Regions from separate parts of the Homo sapiens genome. Here region 2 is linked to region 1. A link is an interaction called in ENCODE POLR2A ChIA-PET data of the cell type or tissue named here. Cell type or tissue: GM12878. All regions are shown on one strand.

Region 1 (4,000 bases):
TGTAGTATGTTCTCACTGATATGTGGGAGCTAAACCATGAGGACGCAAAGGCATAAGAATGATACAATGGACTTTGGGGACTTGGGGGAAAGGCTGGGAGGGGGTGAGGGATAAAAGACAACAAATATGGTGCAGTGTATACTGCTTGGGTGATGGGTGCACCAAAATCTCACAAATCACCACTAAATAACTTATTAATGTAACCAAATACCACCTGGACCCCAGTAACTTATGGGAAAAAAAAGTTTGTAGCATTTGGCCAGGTAGGGTGGCTCACGCTTGTAATCCCGGCCCTTTGGGAAGCAGAGGCAGGTGGATCCTTGAGGCCAGGAGTTCGAGACTAGCCTGGGCAACATGTTGAAACCCCGTCTCTACTAAAAATATGAAAATTAGCCGAGTGTGGTGGCATATGCCTGTAATCCCAGCTACTTGGGTGGCTGAGGCAGGATAATCGCTTGAACCTGTAAGGCGGAGGTTGCAGTGAGCTGAGATGGTGCCACTGCATTCCAGCCTGGGTGACAGAGTGAGACTCTGTCTTAAACAAGTTTGTTACATTCAGAACAGGTACATGAAGATCTATTCCAGAAAAAGGGGCAGAAACTATTCAGAGGGTGCTGAAGTGAACTTGGGAGGAAGGAAAAAGGGAAGCCTTCTGTGTGGCCTCTGCTTTTTGGGAATGGAAAAAGAAACTGCAATTGGATTAAATAGTTGTTTCCATTAAGACCTAATTTTGTAAATGTCTTGAAATGCAATGTGTCATGAATGCCCAAAAAGCAGTAATGGCTCTTTATTATTTTACCTTTTTCCAGAGGGACCAGATGGCATACTTAGTGTTTTCTGTAAACTGAATTTACTGGCAGGAACATTTTCAGCTGACTGGGATAAACTGATGCTTCGATTCCTGAAGAACTCAAATCCACCACTTGAACTGGGTTCCTAGGATTACACACCATATGCAGTACCATTAGAGAAAGATGCTACGTGGGTGTATGGCCTAGAGAAGATGTGTAACTTTTGCAACTAACCTGAGCTGTGGGTGTGGATGGAGGTGTCTCAGATTCTCCAGAGCCAATGGCTTTAAGAAATCGAATCATGTGTCGACAAAGGTCCCACTTGCCTTGTTCTAGTGCTGTGTTGAATAGAAGGGTAGCATGTTGCCTACTTACTGCAGGGACTTCCATATTCTACAAAAAACAACCAGGACAGCATTCTTTTTATACTACACAATTTGGGAAGATATGAGCAATTCTTTATCTCGTTTTCTAAACTCAAAGAATGTAGCCACACCACCACAGGGGTTAGTTTAATAATAAGATTAAAAAGTACCATACAAGGAAAAGCGAGGCAAGTACTCTTCTGGTGTATGTAAACTATAATTTATTAAACTCCTACTACATGCCAGATAGCATACATATACTTTAAGTCATTTCATTTATTTCTCCCAGTGACTCTGCAGATAGGCATATCATTTGTATTTTACAAGTGAGGAAACTGAGTTAAGTAAATTGTTGAAGATCAGCAGAAAAGGAAGAAAAAAAAGGGAGGTTTGCCTGACTCCAAAATAGGTCAGGTCTGTCTCCTGTTGCAGAGTTTTCTGAGGATGTGACTAGAATCTTTGCTTTGGGCAATAGCAAGTAGTAAAGTTCTGCTGCACATTCAGAATCCTCCATTTTTCTTTCACAAATTTAACCTGCCTATCTTGGTCTTTATGGAAAGGTGCCTAATAGACAACTGTAATTGTAATTATTATCTGCCAATCCATAGCAACTTAGGAATTCTGTTGCAGAAAAAAATTACATTGTCAGGGAGATACAGTGAAGTTGCAGGGAGTGACCCGGAACCAAAAAACAGCTGCATTTATTTTGATTCTATTTTTAAAACCCTATGTCTTTTTCTTTAGGGTTAGCCATGGAATCATACTTCAAGGCCACCTGGCCTCTGCTTGAGTGTCTCCTCTGGTTTCAGTTCATTGTCATGAAGCAAAGAAGCTGACAGGAAATCTGCTTCAGGCAGAGATTGAAACCAGGTTTATGGTTAGCTTCTTACATCAATGGAAACAACTTTGCAGTAACTGGAAAGAATCTTTAAGTGTAGCCTATCAAATAACCAACTGTCAAGCCCTTTTGTCAAATAGCTAATGAAATAAATTTTCAGGAGTTGCAAAGAAGCCATTATTTTGAGAAAAACTGTGTGCTATGAGGGTCTTTGCTGTGGCAGGCCTGAGCCTTCTCAGCTTGCTTTGGGGAAGACTAGCTCAAGGTGCTCTGTTATGACCATGCTCTAATAAGTGTCCCCTCAGTAACCCACACTGAAAGGAAACAAATCTACTGTTGTGAGAAGCTCAAACTCACTAATATCTCAAATAATACTTTCTTTGCTATGTTTCTTATGTAATATTTCAATAATCTTATGTAATATTTCTTCCATGTTCCTATTACATGTATTCTAATATACATATTAAATTTCTTCAATATATTAAAATTTCAAAACACTACTCTGAACTCATTAATCTGTTTTAGGCCTATTTATGGACAATGGAAAAAATATCTCTGCAATGTTACTTTATGATATTCAAAGGAATCTGTCTGAATTCTTCCAAATTAAAGATATAAACAGAAAATTTGACTATGAATTCCTTAAACACAATCATGGTGTCAAAACAGGACATTTCTATTTTTCTAAGTTTAAGCTCATTAATTCTTGCCCCTTTATAAGAAGAGAATTGTTACCTGTAAGATAATAAGGTAAGAGGCAGCTGTGTCCAAATCCTGAGCCATCAAACACTCCTCAAACAAGTCCTTAGGGTTTCCAACAGCTGCAAAAAGGTAATTCCACAGGGCATATTCGGTCTTCCTGGCACAATGGACAACTGTCTGCAGGAAGAGGGGGAACTCAGTGATAAATTTTGCCACAGTGGGAAGCAGAGGGTCGGGAATGGGCTCCCGTGAGGTAGCTTCTTCTTCCAGTACTTCATGGAGCATGAGCTCCAGCACATGAGGGAAGTAAGGTAATGTGGCACAGGACTGGGCCAAGAGCAAGGCTTGCTCCCCAAGGTTTCTGACCAGAAGTTGACGTAGAATGTGGTGGAGGTAGATCTGAGAGGTTCTCTCCACAACACAGAAAGGGAAGAGCACCTCCAGCTGTTCTCTAGCATTGTTCCGAGTATATAAAGAATCATAGAGCAAAGTGTCATTGACAGCACCAAGGACTAAAGCATCTTCAAACAGAACAGCTAGCGGGTAAATGTTGATGTGGAAAGGCAGCATGATCCGCTGGGACAAGAAGGAATGGGGCTTGCGGTGATCCCTAGGGAAGAGAGGGAGCCAAACTTTCATCCCTGCACCACCACAGCTCAGCCAGAGGGCCTCCAGAAGGTGACGTTTCTGTTTATTTGCTCGACACGTTGTCCAGACATTTTCAACAGACTGGGCTAGTACAACAGGAGGACAGAATGGCAGCTGGAGAAGGAGAGACAAGAATCAAGTTGTTTTCCTATTAAATCTGCAGGTTCTTAAGTTCCTAGGTACTAGTTTACTAAGTCTTTCAAATGATAGTATAATATTTTTTTGGGAAAAGCAAAGGGATCTAATTAGAATTAGAGTTAATAAAAGTATCCTGGCCTTTTAAAGTATATACACTTAAATCTGAAAACAAAACACCCCATGAACTTCACCAGTCTATCCCTATTTTTTCCATTAGAATTTGCAATGAATGATGCCTAAGCAGTTAACATATGGAGTATGGAACATTTCATGATCATTTTGGGACCTTATCCTCCAGTCAGTCAGTCTTACACCCAGAGGCTTAAGACTGATTTTATGGACTTAATTTCTCCTTTCCAAATCATAAAATACTCTTCTCTTAAATTGTTTCATTCCTTCATCCTCATCCCATACCTTCTTAATGTTTGAAAAGAAATGACTAGTACTTTACTCACAAGTTTCCTTTGGTTATTAGGGTTACTGTCCTTCTCCCGGATCTGTGGGCCTGACCTGTCCCT
Region 2 (4,000 bases), 1.3 Mb after region 1:
AGGTATGAAGATATTATATGTTTTGTTCTAGAAGCTTTATTATTTTGCTTCTTTCATTTCAATCTAAAATCTATCTGGGATTCATTATTTTGTGTGATATGGATGAAGATTCATTTTTTTCCCTATGGATATCCAATTAATCCAGGAGCATTTATTGAAAAGATCATCCTGTCTCCTCTGCATTGCAACATGACTTTGGCATATGTATATGTGTGCGTCTGTTTCTGAACTTTCTATTTGTGTGTCTGCGTCTAGGGTTTTTGTTGTTGTTTTGTTTGTTTGTTTTTGTAGAGATGGGGTTTCACCATATTGCCCAGGCTAGTCTTGAACTTCTGAGCTCAAGCAATCTGCCCACCTTGAACTTTCTATTTTGTTTTACTGATCTATTTGTCTATCTTTCCACTAATTCTCTCTGCCTTGATTATTGTAGCTTTATATGTAGCTTTGGTATTTGATATTGTAAATCCTGGAACATTTTTTAAAGATTGTCTTGCTTATTAATCATCCTTTGAATTTCCATATAAAATTTAGATAGCTTACAGATGTACACAGAAAAACACTTTCTGAAATTTTGTTTGGGAGTGACTTGAATTTTTAGATAGCTTTAGGGGGGAACTGACATCTTTACAATATACCAGGTTCATGAATTTTGAGCCTTCTAATACATGAAGCTGGTCTATTTTTGCATTTATTTAGGTCTTTTTTAGTTTTTTTAAATAATATTTTGCAGTTTTCTACATACAGGTCTTGTGCATCTTCATTAGGTTTTTCTCTCAGTATCTAAGGTGTTTTGATATGATTGTAAATAGCATCTTTAAAAATTTTTATTTATTTATTTTTATTTAACTTTTAAGTTTAGGGGTGCATGTGCAGGTTGGTTATGTAGGTAAACTCATGTCACAGGGGTTTGTTGTACAGATTATTTTGTCACCCTGGTATTAAGCTTAGTTACTTTTCCTGATCCTCTCCCTCCTCCCACCCTCCACTCTCTGATAAGCCCCAGTGTGTGCTGTTCCCTTCTATGTGTCCATGTGTTCTCATCATTTAGCTCCCACTTGTAAGTGAGAACATGTGGTATTTGGTTTTCTGTTCCTGCAGTAGTTTGCTAAGGATAGTGGCCTCCAGCTCCATCTATGTTCCTGCAAAGGAGTACATGATCCTTTTTTTTTGTTGTTGTTGTTGTTGAGATGGAGTCTCGCCCTGTCGCCCAGGCTGGAGTGCAATGGCATGATCTTGGCTCACTGCAACCTCTGCCTCCCAGGTTCAAACGATTCTCCTGCCTCAGCCTCCTGAGTAGCTGGGATTCCAGGCGCCCACCATCATGCTCAGCTACTTTTTGTATTTTTAGTAGAGACAAGGTTTCACCATGATGGTCAGGCTGATCTCATTCTTTCTATGGCTGCGTAGTATTCCATTCCATGGTGTATATGTATCACATTATCTTTATTCAGTCTATCATTGATGGCCATTTAGGTTGATTCCATGTCTTGGCTATTGTGAATAGTGCTGCAATAACTGGCAAGGTTGCAGAGAAAAAGAAATGCGTATACACTGTTGGTGGAGTGTAAATTAGTTCAACCATTGTGGAAAGCAGTGTGGTGATTCCTGAAAGATCTAAAAACAGAACTACCGTTAGACTCAGCAATCCCATTACTGGATATATACCCAAAGGAATGTAAACAGTATTTTTTAAAAATGTTTTTCAATTGTTTGTTAATGATATCTAGAAATATAGTTGATTTTTACAATAATTATCTTCAGATCTGCAATCTTGCTAAGTTCATTTAATATCAATAATTATATATAATTTCTGATTTTATATATATATAAAACGTGTTATCTGTAAATGACGACAATTTTAGTTCTTTTTTAAATTATGCTTTAAGTTCTAGGGTACATGTGCACAACGTGCAGGTTTGTTACATAGGTGTACATGTGCCATGTTGGTGTGCTGCACCCATTAACTCGTCATTTACATTAGGTATATCTCCTAATGCTATCCCTCCCCCCTCCCCACACCCCATGACAGGCCCCCGTGTATGATGTTCCCCACCCTGTGTCCAAGTGTTCTCATTGTTCAGTTCCCACTTATGAGTGAGAATATGCAGTGTTTGTTTTTCTGTCCTTGTGATAGTTTGCTCAGAATGATGGTTTCCAGCTTCATCCATGTCCCTACAAAGGACGTGAATTCATCCTTTTTTATGGCTGCATAGTATTCCATGATGTATATGTGCCACATTTTCTTAATTCAGTCTATCATTGATGGACATTTGGATTGGTTCCAAGTCTTTGCTATTGTGAATAGTGCCACAATAAACATATGTGTGCATGTGTCTTTATAGTAGCATGATTTATAATCCTTTGGGTATGTACCCAGTAATGGGATGGCTGGGTCAAATGGTATTTCTAGTTCTAGATCCTTGAGGAATCGCCACACTGTCTTCCACAATGGATGAACTAGTTTACAGTCCCACCAACCGTGTAAAAGCATTCCTATTTCTCCACATCCTCTCCAGTACCTGTTGTTTCCTGACTTTTTAATGACTGCCATTCTAACTGGTGTGAGATGGTATCTCCTTGTGGTTTTGATTTGCATTTCTCTGATGACCAGTGATGATGAGCATTTTTTCATGTGTTTGTTGGCTGCATAAATGTCTTCTTTTGAAAAGTGTCTGTTCACATCCTTTGCCCACTTTTTGATGGGGTTGTTTGTTTTTTTCTTGTAGATCTGTGTAAGTTATTTGTAGATTCTGGATATTAGCCCTCTGTCAGACGGGTAGATTGCAAAAATTTTCTCCCACTCTGTAGGTTGCCTGTTCACTCTGATGGTAGTTTCTTTTGCTGTGCAGAAGCTCTTTAGTTTAATTAGATCCCATTTGTCAATTTTGGCTTTTGTTGCCATTGCTTTTGGTGTTTTAGTCATGAAGTCCTTGCCCATGCCGATGGCTTGAATGGTATTGCCTGGGTTTTCTTCTAGGGTTTTTATGGTTTTAGATCTAACTTAAAAGTCTTTAATCCATCTTGAATTAATTTTTGTATAGGGTGTAAGGAAGGGATCCAATTTCAGCTTTCTATATACGGCTAGCCAGTTTTCCCAGCACCATTTATTAAATAGGGAATCCTTTCCCCATTTCTTGTTTTTGTCAGGTTTGTCAAATATCAGATGATTGTAGATGTGTGGTATTATTTCTGAGGGCTCTGTTCTGTTCCATTGGTCTATATCTCTCTTTTGGTACCAGTACCATGCTGTTTTGGTTACTGTAGCCTGGCAGTATAGTTTGAATTTACATAACGTGATGCCTCCAGCTTTGTTCTTTTGGCTTAGGATTGTCTTGGCAATGCGGGCTCTTTTTTGGTTCCATATGAACTTTAAAGTAGTTTTTTCCAATTCTGTGAAGAAAGTCATTGGTAGCTTGATGGGGATGGCATTGAATCTATAAATGACTTTGGGTAGTATGGCCATTTTCACAATATTGATTCTTCCTATCCATGAGCATGGAACGTTCTTCCATTTGTTTGTGTCCTCTTTTATTTCGTTGAGCAGTGGTTTGTAGTTCTCCTTGAAGAGGTCCTTCACATCCCTTGTAAGTTGGATTCCTAGGTATTTTATTCTCTTTGAAGCAATTGTGAATGGGAGTTCACTCATGATTTGGCTCTCTGTTTGTCTGTTATTGGTGTATAAGAATGCTTGTGATTTTTGCACATTGATTTTTGTATCCTGAGACTTTGCTGAAGTTGCTTATCAGCTTAAGGAGATTTTGGGCTGAGACAATGGGGTTTTCTAGATATACAATCATGTCATCTGCAAACAGGGACAATTTGACTTCCTCTTTTCCTAATTGAATACCCTTTATTTCCTTCTCCTGCCTTATTGCCCTGGCCAGAACTTCCAACACTATGTTGAATAGGAGTGGTGAGAGAGGGCATCCCTGTCTTGTGCCAGTTTTCAAAGGGAATGCTTCCAGTTTTTGCCCATTCAGTATGATATTGGCTGTGGGTT

What was found. ChIA-PET counts read pairs that join two places held together with the same protein. Peaks named below come from ENCODE experiments on the same cell type or tissue, not always from the same donor. Only the 100,000 strongest peaks of a DNase experiment are listed, where the experiment ranks them.
Region 2: POLR2A ChIA-PET joins it to region 1 with 6 read pairs; 2 of 35 experiments call an interaction of 5 or more read pairs at or near these places.

Annotation. Positions count from the first base shown.
Region 1 is chr9:5,762,598-5,766,597 of GRCh38, reverse strand. RIC1 (RIC1 partner of RAB6A GEF complex) reads right to left here. Exons shown (of 26, transcript NM_020829.4): 18 at 3,938-4,000; 19 at 2,730-3,458; 20 at 1,026-1,184; 21 at 800-936. Among named protein-coding and RNA genes, the nearest start is that of ERMP1, 69 kb to the left of the region's middle. RefSeq lists an enhancer at 2,991-4,000. In GM12878, no CTCF peak of the experiment used is centred here; a DNase peak (open chromatin) is centred at 2,017; H3K27ac peaks cover 1,538 bases.
Region 2 is chr9:4,470,630-4,474,629 of GRCh38, reverse strand. It overlaps a transcript of GLIS3 not described here. Among named protein-coding and RNA genes, the nearest start is that of SLC1A1, 18 kb to the left of the region's middle. In GM12878, no CTCF peak of the experiment used is centred here; no DNase peak of the experiment used is centred here.